2 separate regions of the Homo sapiens genome follow, and region 1 is linked to region 2. A link is an interaction called in ENCODE POLR2A ChIA-PET data of the cell type or tissue named here. Cell type or tissue: PC-9. All regions are shown on one strand.

Region 1 (8,000 bases), 170 kb before region 2:
TCGTGCCATTGCACTGCAGCCTGGGCAACAAGAGTGAAACTCTGTCTCAAAAAAAAAAAAAAAGAGAGAGAGAGAGAGCCTGCAGCCTTGCTAACACCTTGATTTTAGACTTCTGGTCTCCAGACCTGTGAGAGAATAAATTCTGCTGTTTTAAGCCACTCAATTTGTGGTAATTTGTTACAGCGACCATATAAAACTAATAATTTCACTTTTGCAAAATAACTTTTCTTCATTTCTTCCTCTCTTTGATATACTTCCTAAAGGCAAGAGCTACAAACCAGTATACTAATGGACTGGGGAAAAAGCCTACCTTTCTCTCTATCCAGTCCCCAGGGCAGGGCCGCAATTACGTTCAAAGGGAGGGAGAATGCCAGCTCACAAAACCTGACTGCTCCACTTCCTCTCCAGGGGAGACAGCAGCAGTGAGAGAGGCTGAATCCGTGATTATGGACTATGCAGAAAGTGAGTCTCAAAATAAACAGCTCCTGGAGTCAAAGCTCAGGGGACGACATATAGAATTTTAGAGTCTTCAGGACAGAGAGAGAGCAGGTAGTTCAACTTCTTCAGGGAGAGTTTTCAGAGGTACAAGAGAGCAAGGAATTTTGTATATTTGCATATGTTTTTGTTTTATTGAGGACTCTGAGGGCTGGAGAGCAGAGAAATCTGTCCAGGGTCACAAACTAGGGGCTGATACCAACTTCACCACCCAGTGCAGGAGGGCTCTTCTTCTACTTCTGGGGTCCCGCCTCTGTGGTGCTGCCCCCAGAATGGGGGCTTATTACATAACAGGTCTCACTCCCTTAGGTCCTTCATAAGCCCTCAGCTCTCCTGGTCTGGGGACCCCACTCCATGTCATTTTAAACATCTTAAAATGCATGATTATCTCATATCAAATGTAATTTTTTCTCTTTAAAAATCTCATGGTTCTTTTATAATTTTTGCTTCTGAAAGTAATTGCCTATAAACAACTTGCTTGATTTTAGATTTTCTACAGTTTTCAGTAATCATCATACAAACCCAGGAGAATCTAGCCATAGATTGTTTTCAAAAGCAATGAAATTTATATGAATGCTACATTTCATAATTAAAAAGACTGGCATTATGCTTTCTGTTGTACAGATTTAATTAACATTTTTATTAATTTCAGGTCTGCCTTTTAGTGTTTTGATTGGGAAGTATTTGGGGAAGCCTTCACATGAAGGATGGTCAACAGGTGTTAGCAGGTAAGGTAGACAGAACTGGGTGGCAGTGCCTGAAATGTCCAGCAAACATCTCGGCTTGTGGGGCTGAGTGTAGGTGAGGGAAATAGCAGGAGAATGGATTTTAAGCACTGAGCCAGGCACTACCATATCCATAATCTCCTCTGAGACTTGGAAACCAAGCTGGGGCCAGGTTACAAATGACTTCACATGCCATTCTCCCCGCTGCCTGCCACTTGTACCTTGGGCAGCCACTGGGGACATTCCTGGTTCTGGATTCCTGCCTCTGAGCAGCTCTCTTAACATGAGTAGGAGGCCTGTGCTTCCCCACACCCGTTTCCATCTGTTTGCATGGACCAGAGCCACTTGAGATAGGGCCTTCCTAGGAATAGAAGGTAAGACCAGCATCATTCCAGGGCCACTGTGGATGGGCTTTCCCCGCCCAGGAAATGACTGCTGCATTGATCTCTGTGCCACTCAGGCCAGGGCATCCTTGTGGGGAGGATTCCAGTCTGCATTGCATCAAATACCTATGAGAGGGAAAAGCCGTTTAAGCTAAGCATATGTTTATTTGATTGAAACAAATAACTCTCACAGGCCACAAACAATACAGGCAGACAGATGTTTCAAGCGGCACCTCATCAGCTGATTGGGCCATCATGCAATATCAGTGCACAGAATAATTCTGGAAAGATTCTAGGAAGGGAAGTTGGCTATCTTAAAATCTCTCCCTTTGGGATGAATTTCACAGCAACCACTTTAGATGGCAGTAGCGACTGATTATCCCCATTTTAAACCTTAGAACAGAAGGACCACTCCCCCAGTGATACCCAACTAGGAATGGAAGAAGCCAAGAAGACCACAACCCAGGTCTTTAGACTCTGAGATCTCTTTTCGTTGAGCTTGGCAGAACTACCACTCCAAAGACTCACAGCCTCTCAACGAATGGTGAGAGCATGTTACAAAGACATAGAAACTGGCTTGAAAGGGCGCCTGCTGGTCAAACCTGGGACAATTTATTTATCAAAATAAGTAATAATGATAATAGTTGTAACTTTTGAGTAAAATAGAAATCTGTAAATCCACACTGATACAAACAAATACACAGAAAGAAGAGAAAGCTGTCTTTATAGTAAAATGACAACTGGTAAAAGTAGACATAATGGAATTAGAATCACCATTTAGCAATCATCATAGTGATATTCAGCCAAGAAACATCAGTAGATGTTAGAACTAGTGGGTGAATGTTTACTAAGAAATGGGGAAATTTCATACTTTCAGAGTACCTCCAGCCAAATTCTTATTAACGACAAAGGGAAAAAGAGTAATTTTACAATGAATAGTCCTGACAAATACCACCTCAACTGAATAATCAAAGTGAACATTGGCTGGGCGCGGTGGCTCATGCCTGCAATTTCAGCACTTTGGGAGGCCAAGACTTGTGGGGCACTTGAGCCCAGGAGTTTGAGACCAGCCTGGGTGATATGGCAAAGCCCCATCTCTACAGAAATACAAAAAGTTACCTAGGTGTGGTGGCGTGTACCTGTAGCCCCAGCTACTTGGGAGGCTGAGGTAGGAGGATCACCTGAGCCTGGGAGGTCGAGGCTGTAGGGAGCCGAGATCATGGCACTGCACTCTAGCCTAGGTGACAGAGTGGACCCAGTCTCAAAAAAAAAAAAAAAAAAAGCAAAACCAAAAAAAACCTACAGTGAACATCACCAATAATGGGTCAAGTAGAAATCATGCACCACCTGATCAGATGTAAATATCTTGTCAAAAATACACCTCTCAATCTAATCAGGAGAAAACATTCGACAAAACCAAACTGAGAGACATTCTACGAAATAATCAGCACATCCAATCAAAAGTGTCAGTTATGAAAGTCAAGGAAAGATCGAGGAACTCTTCTGACTGAAGGAAGCTAAAGAGACATGACAATTACATGCAACAGGTGTTCCAGGATTGGGTCCTTTTGCTAGAACAAATATTATTTGAATAATTGTCAAAACTTAAATGGCATCTGAGGATTAGATGGCAGAAATGTTTTGATGTGAATTTCTTTATTTTGATGATTGCACTATAATTATGTAGGAGAATGTCCTTGTTTGTAGGAATTACACACTCAAGTGTTTAGGTTCAGGTTAAAAAGTTCTTTGTCTATTTCTGCAGCTCTCCTGTAAGCATGTAATTATTTCAAAATAAACAACTTAAAGAAAATTCCCAGACGCGAGTGAAAGCGGGGGATATTAAATATATTTTTGTCACTTCTTCCAGGAAATAGGCTGCCTTCCTCAAGGACAGGGTAGTAACCAAGGACAAGCTGTCAGTTGAGACAGCTTGGTGTGCTTCTAGAAAGCCCTGTTTGCAATGAATGTGTGCAAATCAGTCCTACATCCCCAGTAGCTTAAATTTATGAGACTTCATTGTCGTTTACAGTCAACCTTTAGTTAACAGCAGCTCTTTCATTTTACCTTTACATCTGACTCATTCAATGAAAAAAATTTTCTGAAAAACAAAACACTGAAGAGTTCTGAAATAGCTTCCATCCATAAGGACCTTTTAATAAATGTGTTTAAAAAAAACTACAAAATCTAAATCTGTAATGTCAATGCTGGTTTCCTTAAAAGGGAGAACAACCAGAAATGAATGTGCTATCACCCAGCATGTAAGATAAACAAAATCAGCACCAGCTTACCACCACACAGAGCAATATACCTTCCTGTTATATTCTTCTTGCTGTCTACTGCTTTTCTGCTAAATTATGAATTTCCAATGAAATGTTTTACAGTGTATGACTCTTCTGTCTACCAATAGCTGGCTTGCCCTCCCTCACTCCCTCTCTCCTTCCCTCCCTTCTTCATTGTCTTCATGCACCTGGGGAGATCAGAAAGTGTGTTTTTCTTACAAACCTTAGGAAAACTATAACACCTAGTGAGCCTATAATTAAACTTAATATAAACTGGGAAAGGCAGACAAGAAAGAAAATGAAAATTGTGAATTGGATGAGACAGGCAGTTAGCACATCCCCATTTCCTTTGTGAAAGACGAGTAAAGTCTGCAGACGTCAAGTTCTCTCTGTGTGCTGTGCCTAACTTGGATCTGTATTTCAACTCTCCTTTCTCAAAGAAATGCCATGTCCTAGGGATGCTTGGAGCGTTTCCGCAGCATTCCACAGGAAGCTGCAATGACCCTCCATCCTCTCCAAGTAGAACAGGCTGTCTCCAACTCACAATCTCACTATGTTCCAAAAGTTCTTTTTTCTTTTCTCTTTTTTTGTTTTTTGACACGGAGTCTCACTCTGTCGCCCAGGCTGGAGTGCAGTGGCACAATCTCAGCTCACTGCAACCTCCGCCTCCCGGGTTCAAGCGATTCTCCTGCATCAGCCTCCTGAGTAACTGGGACCACAGGTGTGTGCCACCACACCTAGCTAATTTTTTGTATTTTTAGTAGAGACAGGGTTTCACTGTGTTAGCCAGGATGGTCTCGATCTCCTGACCTCGTGATCTGCCCACCTCGGCCTCCCAAAGTGCTGGATTATATGTAAGCCACCGCGTCTGTCCCCAAAAGTTCTTTTTTAAAGTATCATTTAGAGATTGGAAATAATGTTACAAATTATGATTAGATTTCCCAATTAGCCACAGAAGCTCCCCATAATTAGTGTATAATGTAACCAATACATACACAAGCTAATGTAACCAAGCATGGATGCGCATGCATGCATGCGCGTGCACACACACATACACACACACAGCCTTCCACATACACAAAATGAAAACAATAATAGAAAAAAATGCATAGTATATCCCCTACATCATGCATCAACAAGCGTCTATGGGCTAGCCTGGGACTCTAACCAACATTTTCACATTGATTCACTAGGAAAAAGAAAATCGAATCCAATTTAGAACTCAGGCCTTTGGATACATTCTTTCCCTATCCCATAGTTCCTTCTCCCATCACATCTCACCCTGCAACCCCACACTACCTCATCCGTGACAAGTATGGAACACTCTTCTCAGCTCCTCAGGCCAGAGCTACCTCTTGAAAAGGAAACCTCATTCCACAGAGGGTTTCACTCTATCACACACACACACACACACACACACACACAACACAGACATATGCACACACAGAAACATAGAATGACTAAGGTGGCATTTTCCGGTGATGGCTGTGAGACAAGCATCCATAGTTCAGAGGCTACATTAACATTAGTGATGCATGTTCACAAGCGGCCCCTTCACTTGGAATTCTGATATGAACAAGAACATGGTGAGGGGGTCATGCTAAGCCAAGCTCTCATTCATTCCCACAGATAGAGACCCCAGGCCTATACTCAGTTTTATGATACTGTACTGTGATCATTGTCTTGCTGTAATTTTGTTTTCTCTATTTCTGGCATGATCTGTTTCATTGAACACAGAAAATATGACATGTGGGCAGAAAATGAGGCCTAAAAAGAAATTTAGGAAAGCAAATTTCATTTGTCATTTTACCACTAGATAGGCATTTCATTTAGGACAGGTTTCTAGTGAAACTTGGTGAAATTTTCTTGTTTCAAACATCTTTGGAATAGTCTAATTCTCATGATGATGAGGAAAAGAAACAAGAAGAGGGAGGAGAAGACCTAAATAGCCATTGGTACCAACTCATTGCTGTAACCACACACAGCTATAAATTTATTAGATGTGACACGATTTAAGTTTCAAAAAATGAAAAGAGCATTGCCAGGATGATCTCACTGAAAGTAAAAATGTCCTTGAAATTCTTATTCTGTGACAAAAAATGAGGGCAAATCTGTCTGGTATTCTCTCTCCTTGTTCTTCTTCAAGACAAAGTTTCTAAAATAATCTCAGACGTGGTGTAACATTTGCCAGACAGCTGTTCTAGGGAATGCCAGGAAGATAATCCTTGGGTCTATCATCGTCTTTTGTATTTTTTCTCCCTTCAGTACATTCTGGGTTCAGGCCAGCACATAGACAACATGTTCAGAAAGTTTAGAAAGTCTCTCTAGGGAGACTTGATGTCTCTGGAGGTCTTTTATGCCGATTTTACTGGCCTCGTTGAGAAGGCAGTTTCTTGACTTCTTGGCAAAGGGATTGACCTTAAGTCTGTTTCTAGAGGGCAAATGTCTGTCAAGATGAAGCCGTGGCTGAGGCTCACCACTCAGGGATTCACCTGATCTGAATTCTCTTTCTCCATCCCTGAGATAGCTCCCATGGATGGTGAGTGAAACTCTGAACCAGGAATTATAGATTTGGTCATCTTATAACTAGAAAAAGACCCTAGAGGACATTTAGCTTAGCACTCTCCCTTCCAACGTATTGGTGACCCCCACTGTCCAGCAGAAATGAGTTTTCTAGAAAACAAAATGCTTTCTCTCAATACACATGTTCAAAATCTCATGCATATTTTAATACTTATGACTTCATATTTCATTTGAATGAGTGCGATGATTAAATTTGGGACAGAGAGAAAAAGAATCCTGTGTGTTTACACAAACCTAGTATAAAATCCTGAGGTCAGCCCTTCCCTCAAATCTTCAAAACACAGTTCGCTGATGATGCTGCTTCTTAAACCTTCATCATCTGTCAGAGAAAAAAAAGACTGTTACTAGAAGAGGAGACAGAGGAGCATACAATATGGACATGGGACTGGAAAACAGACACTGATCTGAGGCAGAGGCAACGTGATAAAAAGTTCATAGCTCTCTTTCAGGTCCCGACAGATGGACCCAGGAAGCCAGATTTCTGGCCGTGGAGAAATTGTTCTCTTGTCACCAGGCTTTCTCCAGTTCTACCATGAAATAGGCTAGTGTATTAGTTTGTTAGCATTGCCATAACAAAAAGCCACAGACTGGATGACTTAAACAACAAAAATTAATTTTCTCTCAGTCCTGGAGGCTGGAAGTCCAAGATTCAGGTGTCAACAGGCTTGGTTTCCTCTGAGGTCTCCTGACTTGCGATGGCCAGCTGCCTTCTTCTGTGTCCTCACATGATCTTTCTCCCCTATGACATTCGTGGTATCTCTTTTTGTGCCCAATTTCCTCTTCTCATAAGGAAGGACATACCTGTAGTCCCAGCTACTGGGGAGGCTGAGGCAGGAGAATCGCTTGAACCTGGGAGGCAGAGGTGGCAGTGAGCCGAGATCGTGCCACTGCACTCCAGCCTGGCAACAGAGTGAGACTGTGTCTCAAATAAATAAATAAATAAGGAAGAACACCAGTCAGATTGGACGAGGGCCCACTTAAATGGCCTCATTTTTCACTTATTCACTGCTTTCAAGGCCTTATCTCTGAATACAATCACATTTGGGGCACTGCGGGTTAAGGCTTCCATACATGAATTTTGAGTGGACACAGTTCAGCCCATAACAGAAAGAATTCTTTTCAAAATAAGATGCTAAAATCCAAACAATTCATAGGATTTCAGAGTTTTTTTAAACCAAGTCAAATAAGAAGCATGATTAAGTCCATGATATCATCACAGGCCCTGCGCTCACAGCAAGTGAACAATGGTCCCGTTGAAGTAAGAAAGCCTAAGTCTGTCTCTTCTGACCAAACCTCGTCACCTGGGTTCTAAGGCTCTTCCAATGTGAGCTTGGAACCGAGACTGAAACTCACCAATAGAAATATGGGGCACTTGAGTGGTTTTTAATTTTCTAATAGCCACGTTAAAAACAAGTAGACTTAATTTTAAAATATATTTTAACTCAATATATTCAAAATATCATCATTTCAATATGTAATCAGCATTTAAGAACTGTGAATGAGCTATTCTACGTTCCCATTGCCACACCATG
Region 2 (8,000 bases):
ACCGTACCCAGCCTGAAATTGATTAAGATCTGAGTTTCCTGGTAATAAAGTTTTCATTTGCTTGTTTATTTCCCCCCCCAAAAAACCCTTCAATTGAGGTTTCTAAATATTCGTTTTTTCTCCCCTCCGATCCCATCGCATTGCCCTATGTCCCAGCCTGAGAAGCATGGAGCAGAATCACAGCACATTGGAGCTGGAAGGCTCCTTAAACACCGCCAAGTGCAGCCCTCCCAGTTGACGGAGGGACACCTGGAGCCCCAGAGAGGAAAGTAGCATGCCACAGTCATAACAGTCCACAAAAAGGGGGTGCTGTAGAGACACCGAACACTTCATGCCCGCGTTTCAGGGATTTCATAGCCGCAGACGGCATCCCTGATCCCCATTGGTCCCATTCTCAAGAACCTTGAGCCTGATGATCTTGGAACTTTTTCCTCCCACGGGGCCTTACCAGGTACAAAGTCTTTTCACCCCTGCTGTGTCGCATGGGACCGCGACTTATCCCTGTGAGGCAAGAAGGCAGAGAAGAAAATTGGGCCTCAGAGAACCGGAGACTCAGCCAAGGTCACAGGGCCAGTCAGCGCTGGTGGTGGGAACTCAGGCTGCTGCAGCCAAGGACACTCCTTCCTCTCCATGCTGGGGGCTCCCTGGGAGCACGGCAGACAGTGAGCAACGAGCCCGTGCACTCCGTCGTCCACCGCAGAAAACGCTGCAAGGATATTGCTGACGGGCCGGGCGCGGGGGCTCACGCCTGTAATCCCAGCACTTTGGGAGGCCGAGGCAGGCGGGTCACGAGGTCGGAAGATCGAGACCATCCTGGCTAACACGATGAAACCCCGTCTCTACTAAAAATACCAAAAATTAGCCGGACATGGTGGTGGGCGCCTGTAGTCCCAGCTACTCGGGAGGCTGAGGCAGGAGAATGGCGTGAACCCGGGAGGCAGAGCTTGCAGTGAGACGAGATCGCGCCACTGCACTCCAGCCTGGGCGACAGAGCAAGACTCCGTGTCAAAAAAAAAAAAAAAGAAAAGAAAAGAAAAGAAAAGATATTGCTGACAGCTGGTTGGGATGACAGCTTCATGGTCAAAGTACCATCTCTTAGACGCATAAAACATCTAGCACAAAGGGATTTAAGTAAAACGGCTGTTTTATAAAGGGATATGTGTTTTAAAAGGGGGAAAAGAGTCAAGAGCTTTGTATTTCAAGTTTTGTGGAGCACCAATGGGTACCTCAACAGGTGACCTGCAAAATCCATGGCAGGCAGAGGCTTCTGGGCATGCGGTTCACAGGGCTCATGATTGAAAGGAATTAAGAGAAACTTCAAAGTGAGATTCACGGGGTCTGGATGAGGTAAGAACTCTTGGAAGCATAGGGAAAAATTAAAGCAATTGTCAAGCATGAAGGGGAAGAAAAGATCACCTCTGCAGTCCACGTTCTACCTCTGGACCTAAGGCTTAAAGTTTAAAATAATAATAATAATAACCTGGCATCTTGTTTTGATTTAAGTATGAAAAGCCGGTGTCTGCAGGCGGCTGCTGAGCTAAGCGCTTTTCCTGCTGGGGCACCGTGGAGCTGTTGTCAGAGGTGCGGGATAACTCGAAGCAGAGCCAGCCCAGCTGGGCGGCCGGACCCCCGTTTGAGTTGCAATGCCGGCAGTTAGAAAAAGTGTCTCCAACTTGTAAACACAGCAAATTTGATCTGGAAGTCATTGAGAAAACATAAACACGGAACCTCACGCAGTCCTGTTTACACTCTTCCAGCCCTGGTGAAAGATGAGCTCCTTATGGAAGGATTTTTTTTTTCCAAAGGCGCTTTTCTTTTTAAAATAAAAATCCCAAGAAGTATGTATTGCCACCAAGACCAAAATCCCAACAGAGACCACGAGTGCATGAACAAGTGTTGCTTCAGCAGGTGACAATCATAGTGTCACATTTATTCGAGTTGTCTTCTGCAGTTGCAGAAACTCTGCTTTATCAAAAATCCATTGTTTTTGAGGTGGAAATTAACATGACTGGAACGGCGTCTAAAACCATATCCTTGGTTGAGAATATGGTTTCATAACTATTTCCTGTTTCCCAAATCCATTCTAAATGTGTAGTAACATGAACCAGGAATTTAGTCCAGTATATCTTCATACGACCAATAAATAAATGGAAGGCACAGATGGAGGAAGGGACTTACTTAAGGTCACAGAGAGCTTGTTAGTGTCAGAGACAAAAATAGGACAGCGATTTCCTGGTTTCTACTAGTTCTTTCAGGACATGTCTCTTCCAGGAATTGCTACTGACACTTTTGCCCAAGGGCGTTTATTAAATAGTGTGTTCTGTGTGGAGCAGGTATGGGCTTTATTTCACAAACTTGGCATGAAAGAAATGCCACATGATTTTTCTTTAAAAAAATTAATTCTGCTGAGGAGTCTCCAGTTCACTGGGTGGGTGAAGAAATTGACTAATTCGGTCATTAGTGACTAGGGCCCATCCTGGAAGCAGCATCACCTACATTGTGCGGTGGAAGGGACCAAGGTGTGGAAGTGGAGCAGCCTTAAGAGAGGCTCTGGTTTTCAGTCCCCACCAGCACAATGACCTCCTCACCATACCCCAGGGCCTCTGCCGGCCAGCAGCTCCTCTGCTCCTGGGCTGTGGCCTCTGCAAGGATAGGGTCAGCAGCCTCTCCCTCCCCAGATTCTGCGTCCACCCCTGCAACCCTGGGAGGGAAGAGAGTAAGGCCTGGGATCCCCGCACTGTTCCTCTCTGAAGTCTGGAAGGACGTCTCCAGCCCACTTTTCCCTCCCTGCACCCAAATCTCCTTCTGTGTCCCAGCCTCTCTCACTGCCTCCTTTCCTGGTTAGCATAATCTTCTCTAAAGCAAGGCCAGAATGTAAGAGAGAAGGGTTTTGAGGAACTCCTGCTTTCCGTCCTATCAAGGAATCCTGAGACAAGGAAACCCAAATACCTAACAATAGAATTCTAAATTAATATCTCAATCAATTACTCTGCCACTTAGATATGCCACCTTGACCACGCAGAATTCAAATTCAAATCCTTTTACAATGAAAACAATAATGCATTTGCACGTCTGACCATCTACAGAGCACATTCGTTCAACTCACCAGCTCCTTTCATCCTCAAACACTGCAAAGTAGGTCTTTGTCACCCCATTTTACAGATGAGGAGACCAAGGATTCATGAAGTGATGAGGTATTTGTAGTGACTTTTTCCTGGTCCTGAGAAGAGGATGGCAAGCCCTGTGTTTCAGATACCCCCTGAACTTGGTCAACCCTCAGTAAATCCACACTTGATCCCACTCCATGATATCTTTTCTCTTTCACTGCTAAACGGCCTGATGAACTTAGCTGAAGCTACCAGATACAACTTTCAACATCCTTCTAGGTGGATCCTCGTTGTTTTTGTTCACTCAGCTTCAAGGTTAAAAAAAACAAGCAAAAAAAAAAAGACCAAAGATCATAAACAATCTTGCTACTTTTCATGCCTCCTCAGCATTTGAAAGTTTTGGCAAAAAACCCAGTGAATGATAAAAAGAATTGTTTACATTCTCGAAGGCAATTTGGTTGAGGTCCTTGTGCCCTGGTGCCAAGACTTCTGAGACTCTCGGTCTCTATTTGTCCCCCGCCTGATTTCTGTCCTGATTGGCACCTACAAAAAAGGCTTTGGCATTCAGTGGCGCCAACTTCCTCATCTCCCTGGAGAAACAGGCTACAAACCCACGAGAGGATCCAATGCATCCAGTCACTCAGCAAACATTCATGGAGAAGCTACTGTGTGCCAGGCATTGTTCCAGGCATGGAGGGATACAGTCACAAACAAAACCAAGTCCCTGCCCTAACGGAACTCCTCAGGGGAGGGGGTGCACATTAAATAACCATAATAAATAATATTTCAGATGATGGTATGTGGTATGAATAAATAATATTTCAGATGATGATATGTGGTATGAAGAAAATACAGCAGGGGAAGGGGGATGCTCTTCAGAAGAACAGCCCCTCCAGGAGTGCTTAGGACGCTGGCTGCAAAAATTCACGCACATTTCTAACGCCACTTCATCTCCCTTTAGTAGTTTTGCGAGCAGGCAGGAAATAGGAAATCGTTGGCATAAGTGTGCCCTGAAAGATGTCAAAGGCTGGATCCATCCACAAAAGCAACTGCAACACTGAGGTTGCCTGGCCTGGAGCAGGCGAGCATGGGGGAAGCAGCTCTGGGTGGGTAGTTGGCAGCCCTGACCTTTGTTTCCCGATCTGCCACCCAGGCTCAGTATGCCCTTCCCCATATCCCTTCACCCGATCTGCCACCCAGGCTCAGTATGCCCTTCCCCACATCCCTTCACCCGATCTGCCACCCAGGCTCAGTATGCCCTTCCCCACATCCCTTCACATCGCTGGATCCTCTGTAAAATGGAATATACAGCAGGTTGAGAGTTTCCTCTTTCCAGCCATCATTTTCTCCTAGCGCCATATTCTCTCAGACTTTTATTCCACATAGTCACTTTATTTTGGGTTTAAGTAGTTAATTTAGAAAAATGTCCCAAAGAGAGGGTTGATAGACCCCAGGAGTTCGAGGCAGTGAGCTATGATCGTGCCACTGCATACCAGTCTGGGTGACAGAGCAAGAGCCCCCCCACCCCCCCCAAAAAAAAAAAAGAAGAAGAGAAAAAAAACAACCTAAAGAATGGCTGGCAGACCTGGTCAAAGAGCTGTCTCGGGAAGAAATGATATATTCCTTCTCCAGCAGAAAGTGAGACCAGCCATCTAGAAACCAGAGCTAAGCCTTTGCACACACTTTATCTGAGAGAGAAAATTTAAAAATACAACCAAGAGAATTTTGGAAAAGAACAATAAAGGGAATCTTGTTTACTTACTTACAGCTTACTAGACAGCTATAGGAAGCTGCATATCATTTTGAACCATATTCCTCTGCTGGTGTGGGAAGAAGAAAATAGATCAATGCACTGAAGTGCTTCCATGACAGCTGGTAAACAGCTACTGCCCTGAACTCTCACAGTGCGTCCTGCTGACCTGGCCACCTTGGTCTCTCCCTTGGGACCCCTGACTCCTCACCCACCAGCTATTAAAGACTAACACCTGGGGGCGGGACGCGGTGGCTCACGCCTGTAATCCCAGCACTTTGGGAGGCCAAGGCAGGCGGATCACAAGGTCAGGAGATTGAGACCATCCTGGCCAACATGGTGAAACCCCGTCTCTACTAAAAATACAAAAAATTAGCCAGGCGTGGTGGCAGGCGCCTGTAGTCCCAGCTACTCAGGAGGCTGAGGCAGGAGAATGGCGTGAACCCGGGAGGCGGAGCTTGCAGTGAGCCGAGATCTAGCCACTGCACTGCAGCCTGGGTGACAGAGCGAGACTCCGTCTCAAAAAAAAAAAAAAAAATTAACACATGGCCCAGCAGGACCTCCTTGGACCCTACTTCAGCACCTCAGGCTGACGGCTAACTTCTGCACTGATCTGCAGACATTGCCCGATATGTGTATTATCTCACCGCTGAGCACCCTCAAACTCTCTTAGTGGTGGTTTGTCCTTTGAGAGTATAATTTGGCAGTTTCTATGAATTTTCAAACTATGCACACCCTTCAGCCCAGGAATTCCACTTCCCATCAGTTTTTCTACGAATATTTACATATGCAAAAGCTGTACAACAATTTTTATTGCAGCAGTTTAATAACAAATAAGGAAGCAACAACAGAAATAAGCTTACAGCCCAAAAATGAAGGCTGGTTAAATAATAGTCTATCCACGGAAGACTGCACCAACAGCCTTCAGTGACCCAGCAATTCACTGGCTTAGTGAATGGAGAAGTCCAGAAGAGAGGGGGTTTCGGGTTCCGTTCCATCAGTCCTCTGCTGTGTTGGTTATTCTCTTAGCTCTCCTCTCCTCTGTGTGCCACCTGCATCCTTTGTTGACCTCTCTCATCTATGGTGGTTCCAGGCCTGTCATCCACACACAGCCCAGCTCAGAGTGAGCGGGAGAGATCTTCTCTCCTACAGCTATTCAGAGACATCCTGGGCCGCAGTGGGATTGGAGCCCTCCTGAGCTCATTGCTGAGGTTTACACCTCCCAGGGCCCTCCCCTAGAGCTGCTGATGAGGTCAATCCCACCCAGATTCCAAGGCTGCTCCCCAAGGCGGAAGGGGCAGAGTGGATGGGTATGGGTCGGGGATGGGGGAGCCACCCAGTTTGGCTGGCCAGTATGGTGACCATGTTCTAGAAAGCCACCCTTAACTCACTGGGGGAAAAGGATGTATGGGGAATAAGAGTGGATGGAAGCAGGAAGACAAGTTAGGAGGCGGTTGCTATGGTGCTGACCAGAAAGGGAGACGGGCAGAGAGTCACAGGGTGCGATCGGCAGGGCTTAGGGCTTGGTCACCACCTAAACTGCATTGGGAGTATTGAGAGGGGTTTCAACAAAGCCAAGACCAGGGTGCAAAATTTAAGGGGATGTCGAAAAACTCAGTAATCAAGATACATAATATTTCAATGCAATATTTTTTAAAATAAAAAGGAATCCAAACATTTATGATGTATGAAATACTAAAAATTCACATAAAGACAGAAACTGTGACTGGGCATTTTCCTTTTTGGCCTCAGTCTCTAAAGTGGCTCGGCACGGCACTCACTGGAGGATGACCAACAGGTTACAAAATTGTGGTGCTTAAAAAAAGTTACTGGGATAAAGAATTGGTTTGAGGTAGAAGTTGGTGGGCTTTCTTTTAGCTGCTACAGGTATGTTCAGGCCTCTTAAACTGCAGCTGAGATCCATTTAGTGTAGGAATAAAAAACAGTTCCTGAGATTGTGTGATCAGAGAGGGAAAAGAGAATTTTCGCTCAACACTGAGACCACCTAATTCACTGTCTTCTCAAAATGCGCTGTAATATTCACTTAGCTTCCCCACATCAAATGGAATGTGGCAGGAGGGAATTCCGGGAAAGAGCCCACTGCATAAGCAATGTAAGTCGTGGATTACACCATCCCAGATCTCCAGCCAGGGGCCTAACCTGAGCTGTGACAGTCATATAATTACACTCTTGTATTCATTAATTCACCAACTTCCCCTCCTACTTCTGCTCTTCTTCTTCCTCCTCCTCTCCCTCCTCCTTCTGCTCTTCCTTCCTCCTCCTCCCCCTGCTCTTCTTCTTCCTCCTGCTCCCCCCTTCTCTTCCTCGTCCTCCTCGCATGCGTCAGGATGCGGAGTTAGGAAATGATGATGATGATATTGGTGAGAAGAAGGGGGAGAACAACAACATGCAGGATGAGAAAAAACAAAAAAGCTGAGAAGGAGAAAGGAAAGAAAAGGAAAAAAAGAAGAGAAAAAAGAGAAGGGAAGAAGAGAAGAAACAGGAAACAGTACTAAGTAGAGTCATTGTTTTTTTAAATTATGAACAAACTATTCTATGTGAATTTTAGAGTCGAAAACTGTTCTCCTCCCCCACTGCAGACTACAGCGACAAACCTAGAGAATGATCACAGATTGAGCAACAACTGTTTTCTTTCTTTTTTGTTTGTTTGTTTGTTTGTTTGAGACAGTCTTGCTCTGTCACCCAGGCTGAAGTGCGGTGGCACGATCTCAGCTCACTGCAACCTCCACCTCCCGGGTTCAAGCAATTGTCCTGCCTCAGCCTCCCGAGTAGCTGGGATTACAGGCACCCACCACCACACTGGGCAAATTTTTATGCTTTTCGTAGAGATGATGTTTTACCGTGTTGGTCAGGCTGGTCTCAAACTCCTGACCTCAAGTGATCCTCCCGCCTTGGCCTCCCAAAGTGCTGAGATTACAGGCGTGAGCCACAGTGCCTGGCCTGTTTTCTTTCTTTTTTAGTGAGGAAAGAGGCATAAGTCTAAGAGATATACCTGCCCTCAGCTGATGCTCCCAACAGGTGCCCTAGCTAGAGGAACAGGAGGTGTTTCCTGTGCAGAGGTGGTGTTTGCATCGAGCCTCACAACTCCACAGCTTGGCTCTATAGATGCTCATTAAGTTCCA

Evidence for each region. ChIA-PET counts read pairs that join two places held together with the same protein. Peaks named below come from ENCODE experiments on the same cell type or tissue, not always from the same donor. Only the 100,000 strongest peaks of a DNase experiment are listed, where the experiment ranks them.
Region 1: POLR2A ChIA-PET joins it to region 2 with 6 read pairs; 4 of 35 experiments call an interaction of 5 or more read pairs at or near these places.

Annotation. Positions count from the first base shown.
Region 1 is chr3:194,008,849-194,016,848 of GRCh38, forward strand. LINC02028 (long intergenic non-protein coding RNA 2028) reads right to left here. Exons shown (of 3, transcript NR_136179.1): 2 at 6,703-6,787. Among named protein-coding and RNA genes, the nearest start is that of LINC02026, 9.2 kb to the left of the region's middle. In PC-9, no CTCF peak of the experiment used is centred here; no DNase peak of the experiment used is centred here.
Region 2 is chr3:194,175,183-194,183,182 of GRCh38, forward strand. No RefSeq gene overlaps it. Among named protein-coding and RNA genes, the nearest start is that of HES1, 43 kb to the left of the region's middle. RefSeq lists an enhancer at 209-1,122. In PC-9, no CTCF peak of the experiment used is centred here; a DNase peak (open chromatin) is centred at 3,659.